Linked DNA regions of Homo sapiens: region 1 is linked to region 2. Evidence: read pairs that join two places in POLR2A ChIA-PET (ENCODE). Cell type or tissue: Panc1. All regions are shown on one strand. Each heading gives the region's core, and the rest is flanking DNA. Links, peaks and the distances in the headings are about the cores only.

What was found. Peaks named below come from ENCODE experiments on the same cell type or tissue, not always from the same donor. Only the 100,000 strongest peaks of a DNase experiment are listed, where the experiment ranks them.
Region 1: POLR2A ChIA-PET joins it to region 2 with 9 read pairs; 3 of 35 experiments call an interaction of 5 or more read pairs at or near these places.

What each region holds. Positions count from the first base shown.
Region 1 is chr12:116,363,557-116,366,472 of GRCh38, forward strand. No RefSeq gene overlaps it. Among named protein-coding and RNA genes, the nearest start is that of MIR4472-2, 63 kb to the right of the region's middle. In Panc1, for the core only: no CTCF peak of the experiment used is centred there; no DNase peak of the experiment used is centred there; H3K27ac peaks cover 1,418 bases.
Region 2 is chr12:116,303,687-116,306,602 of GRCh38, forward strand. No RefSeq gene overlaps it. Among named protein-coding and RNA genes, the nearest start is that of MED13L, 27 kb to the left of the region's middle. In Panc1, for the core only: no CTCF peak of the experiment used is centred there; no DNase peak of the experiment used is centred there.

The DNA.
Region 1 (2,916 bases), core at 159-2,658, 60 kb after region 2:
AGAGACAGGATTTTGCCATGTTGCCCAGGCTGGTCTCGAACTCCAGGGCTTAAGTGATCTGCCTGCCTCAACCTCCCAAAGTGCTGAGAATACAGGTGTGAGTCACCACACTTTGTTTTTTTGTTTGTTTGTTTGTTTTGAGACGGAGTCTTGCTCTGTCGCCCAGGCGGGAGTGCAGTGGTGTGAACTCAGCTCACTGCAAGCTCTGCCTCCCGGGTTCACACCATTCTGTCTCAGCCTCCCGAGTAGCTGGGACTACAGGTGCCCACCACCATGCCTGGCTAATTTTTGTATTTTTAGTAGAGATGGGGTTTCACTGTATTAGCCAGGATGGTTTCGATCTCCTGACCTCATGATCTGCCTGCCTCGGCCTCCCAAAGTGCTGGGATTTACAGGCGTGAGCCATTGTGCCCTACCCCACAATTTGCATTTTCTGCATTTTTTTTTTTTTTTTTTTGAGACAGAGAGTCTCACTCTGTCACCCAGGCTGGAGTGCAGTGGCATGACCTTGATCTTGGCTCACTGCAACCTCCACCTCCCGAGTTCAAGCAATTCTCCCGCCTCAGCCTCCTGAGTAGCTGGGATTACAGGTGTGTGCCACCACACCTGACTAATTTTTGTATTTTTAGTAGAGATGGGGTTTCACCATGTTGTCCCGGCTGGTCTCGAACTCCTGACTTCAAGTGATCTGCCTGCCTCAGCCTTCCAAAGTGCTGTGATTACAGCCATGAGCCACTGCACCCGGCCAAAAAAAAATTATTAATGAGACATTTTACATTCTTTTTTTTTTTTTTGGACGAAGTCTTTGAAATCTCTGTGTAAGTATAGAGCATCCCAATTGAGGTGCTAAATTTTTATCAGAAATACTTGATCTGTATTTAGATCTCATAAAATTTATGGTTGAATAAGTTCGAGTATAATTTGCATACCCAAGGTGCTCCAAGCAAAGTTTTCCAATAACTGAATGCAGTATTAGTTTTTTTAGCTTAAATATAAAGGTAAATAAAATTAAAAATTCAGTTACACGGTCACACTTGCCACATTTCAGTGCCCAATAGCCATATCTGGCCATTGTGTTAAGCAGGGTGGTAGAAAGGACGCCTGTGAGGTAGAGGATTCCAGGTGAGACTTTAGGGGTTGATATTTAGTGTGGAGAAAATACATGTCAAAACACATGGACAAAAAGAGGCAAATTCTGCGGTTGTCTACCCAATATCTGTAACCCCTTTTCCTTAGCAACTCAATTTAGATTTTTGTTAGGAGTAGCAATAGATCAAATTAAAAAAAAGAAAGAAAGAAAGAAAGAAAAACTACATTTGTGAGCTCCCTTTACAGATAGTGTTCCTAAGTCATATCTTATTAATAGTCACTGGGAAGGCTGGACACAGTGGCTCACGCCTGTAATCCCAGCACTTTGGGAGGCCAAAGGGGGACGGATTACATGAGTTCAGGAGTTCTAAACCAGCCTGGCCAACATGATGAAACCCCATCTCTAGTAAAAATATAAAAATTAGCCAGGCGTGGTGGTGGGCTCCTGTAATCCCAGCTACTTGGGAGGCTGAGGCAGGAGAATTGCTTGAACCTGGGAGGTGGAGGTTGCAGTGAGTTGAGAGGGTGTCATTGCACTCAGCCTGGGCGACGGAGTGAGACTCAAAAAACAAACAAACAAACAAAAAAACTAAGTGGGAAGTAGTTGGGTGGAGCTTCCAGGAAATCTCTTTAAAGAATGGGGCTGACTCACCTGAGATACCCTTCTGCCCTCCCTTCTTCCTCCTTCTTTGTGCCTGGAATGAAGACATGATGGCTGGAGTTGCAGTAGTAATTGTGTGACCTTGATCACTGAAACCATGCTCTAAGGATATCAGAGAGGAAAGACAGAATGAACATGGGATATTGATGATCTGGGGGACATGTCAACCTGGACTTTTTTTTTTTTTAAAAAAAGATTTCTTTTTTAAGAAAAGAAATCTTTACCTTGTTTAAACCACTGTTATTTCAGTTCCCTGTTACTAGAAGTCAAGCACAATTCCTAACTGATACAAAAGTGTGCAAGTGTCAAAAAAGAAGTGAATAGTTTGGTGTGACTTGTGTATTTGATAAACCATCCTAGGAAAAGCATTTGTTTATTATTTACTTAATGAATACTGCTTGCAGGACTTGTAAAGTATAATGTATGTAATCACCACCGCTTTTACGTTTTATAGATAAGGAAACTGAGACAGAAGTGAAGCAATTTGGTCAAGGTCCCAAAGCTAACAAGTAGTGAATGTGGCTGGGCGTGGTGGCTCATGCCTATAGTCCCAGCTGAGGCATTTTGGGAGGCTGAGGCAGGTGGATCACATGAGGTCAGGAGTTCAAGATCAGCCTGGCCAACATGGTAAAACTCCGTCTTTACTAAAAATACAAAAATTATCCGGGCGTGGTGGCACACAACCATAGTCCCAGCTACTCGGGAGGCTAAAGCAAGAGAATCGCTTGAACCTGCAAGGCAGAGGTTGCAGTGAGCTGAGATCGTGCTACTACACTCCAGCTTGGGCAACAGAGCAAGACTGTCTCAAAAACAAAACAAAACAAAAAACCCAAGTAGTGAATGTAGGCTTCCAGTCCAGGCAGTTTGACCAAAGGGCCGCTGTCTTATGTAGAAGTCAAGGAATTACGGCTGAATAATGTGAAGGAATTCGAACTGGGTTCAGACACGTGAACCGTGGCCTGGATGTCCCAATCTCACTTGCCTGGTGTCCTCGGGCCCCTGTGGGTCTCCGAACACCAACTTCAGCTCATCTACTTGGGTGTGCCACACCAGTGGTACACCAGTGTGACTGCACCAGTGTGACTGCAATTGTGTGTGTGCCATTGTGTGTCACACCAATGCGACTGCACTCTAGACTCTGGGCCATTCTCCTGGGATTTGCCTCC
Region 2 (2,916 bases), core at 287-2,786:
TAAAACATGATTCCTGCTGCCTGGGGCACCACAGTCCACTAGAACTTTCTGCTATCATAGAAATATTCCATATCTGCACTGTCCAATATGGTACCCACTGTTGGTAGCTACTGAGGACTTGAAATGAAGCTAATGTGATAGAGAAACTGAATTTTAAATTTCATTTCATTTGTACTAATTTCAACATAGGTTTAAATAGCCACACATGGCTACTGCCAGCATACTGAACAGCCTAGCTCTAGGAACTCAGAGTCTAGTGGAGGAAATTCACCTTCACTGAGGTGGTGACGTTATGCTATGTGGCCCTGTTCAAGCCCCAAGAACATAGGAGGACACAGCTGTGGTGTGGAGAGTGGCCTGGGATCACAGGAGGCTTCCCAGAGACAGTCATCTCTGATCTGAGTCTGCAGGAAGGAGGGGTTGGTAGGAGAGGAAGGGAGGTATTTTTAAATATGTCCAAATATGTTGGATTTCACAACAGGGTCTGTGCTCAGCCAGGACTTTGGTGGAGATTGAAACTTGTAATCAAGAGCCAGAGTCCTCTTTGAGCTACAAGATAACCAGCACTTACCCCTGAAGGATGAAACCGTATTGGATTCAGGAATTTGTCTACTGTTCTTTTTGGCTGCAGGTTTTGCTTGTTTTTGGCTTTTAACCATCACCTCTCTGAGGACATAAAAACACCTGAAAAGCAAATTTGAAAAATTCACTGGTTAGTTTGAATGCTTTGTCAATATCATGTGAAGCAAAATGTCTAAGATCCCCAAACCAGCTCTAGGCAGACAAAAGAGTAGTAATAATCATAAGGATAATGAGGATAATAATGAAAAATAGTTACCACTTATTAAGACACTTTGTGCCAGACCCAAATTTAAGTTAAGTGCTTTTGCGTATTGATCGTCTTGCATACTCCTACAATCTATTCTCTGCACAGCAGCTAGAGTGGCCTTTTTAAGACATAAACCCTAAATCAGATCATGCTAGTCTGCTGCCGAAACCCCTTAAGTGGCTTCACATTGTACTTAGAATAAAATCCAAGTTCCTTGCCCAGGCCTGCAAGGCCTGACCCCAGCCTACAAATGTTCCCATTCTCCACCTACTTACCAAGCTCCAGGCACGTAAGACCCCTCTCTGGTGTAAAGCCCCAAGCTTTTGTCTGCCCCAGGGCCTTTGCACTTGCTGTTCCTCCAATTGGCAACTCAGCTCCCCACCCTAACCCTCTACTAGAATGAAATATGTCGAAGATCAGGGATCTTGTCTCTTAGGTCACTGTTGCATCTCCAGCCCCCTAGGTCAATTTGTCATACGATTGAAAGAATTTGAATCCTCTGTTATGAGGCATTGAAATCAATGCAAATTAAATAAAATTTACAATTCAGTATGAGGTATTATGAGGCATTATTATCCTCATGTAACAGATGAAGACAGTGAAGGTCAGAGTGGTTAATTTGCTCAAAGCCACATAGCTTGTGAGCTTCCCACTATATACCTGGAGGACTCCAACTATTTGCTACTTGTCAGCTATGCTGAGGCTGCACAGCCACCTTGAGAGATGGAAGATCCTTTAGGATGTGGTTTTCCTTCCCTCACTCTGCAAACAGCCCTGCTATGCCTCACTTAGTCCTTCATTGCCAGAATCTCTCTATATAATAAGAAACCTTAGCCTGCAAAACTACTCAATTCCCTTCTGGCTTTTACCGTATGTTTTTCTTTGATTATAAAATAAGTATTATAGAAAGAATGGAAAGTAGAGAAAGAAGATAAAGAAGCTGGTGGAAAAACCACTCGTGACCTCACTACCCAGAAGCAATTCTGTTAGCATTTTGGTTTCTTTTTTTTTTTTTTTTTTTTTTTAAGACGGAGTCTCGCTCAGTCACCCAGGCTGGAGTGCAGTGGTGCCCTCTTGGCTTACTGCAACCTCCACCTCCTGGGTTCAAGCGATTCTCTTGCCTCAGCCTCCTGAGTAGCTGGGATTACAGGCGCATGCCACCACGCCCAGCTAATTTTTGTATTTTTAGTAGAGACAAGGTTTTGCCATGTTGGCCAGGCTGGCCTCAAATTCTTGACCTCAGGTGATCTACCTACCTCAGCCTCCCAGAGTGCTGGGATTACAGGTGTGAGCCACTGCACCCAGCTTCCTTTTTTTTTTTTTTTTTTTAGAGGTGGTTTCTCACTATGTTGCCCAGGCTAGCCTCAAACTCCTGGCCGCAGGGGCTCCTCCTGTCTTGGCCTGCGAAAGTGCTGGGATTACAGGTGTGAGCCACTGCACCTGGCTAAACACAGTTTTGTTTTGTTTTGTTTTGAGATGGAGGCTTGCTCTGTTGCCCAGGCTGGAGTGCACTGGTAGGATCTCGGTTCACTGCAAACTTTGCCTCCTGGGTTCAAGTGATTCTTGTGCCTCAGCATCCCAAGTAGCTGAGATTACAGATGTGTGCAACCATGCCTGGCCAATTTTTGTATTTTTAGTAGAGACGGGGTTTCACCATGTTTTCCAGGCTGGTCTAGAACTCCTGACCTCAAGTGATCTGCTCACCTTGCCTCCCAAAGTGCTGGGATTACAAGCATGAGCCATGGCGCCCGGCCCAAGCACAGTTTTTAAGGCTGTGTTGACGCTTGGTAAAATCCCCTTGGTTGCCTTGTCACCTAGCTTCACAGCCACTAACTCTTCCCAGGATGCAACTGCTGCCACTGTCCCTTCCACTGCAACCAGGAAGTAGGGTGGAAAAGGGCCCAGAATCTGGAGGTCAGAAATCAAGGTTCAAAGACTTAACTATGTGCCCTTAGAGAAATCACGTCTCATCTTCTCTGCAGAATGAAGACGATAGTCCTTGCCTCCGAGAACAGTGAAAGTCAAATAAAAGATCAGATGGGGAGAGTGTGTAGTAAACTCAAAAGTGCTATAAAATTGTTTGGAAT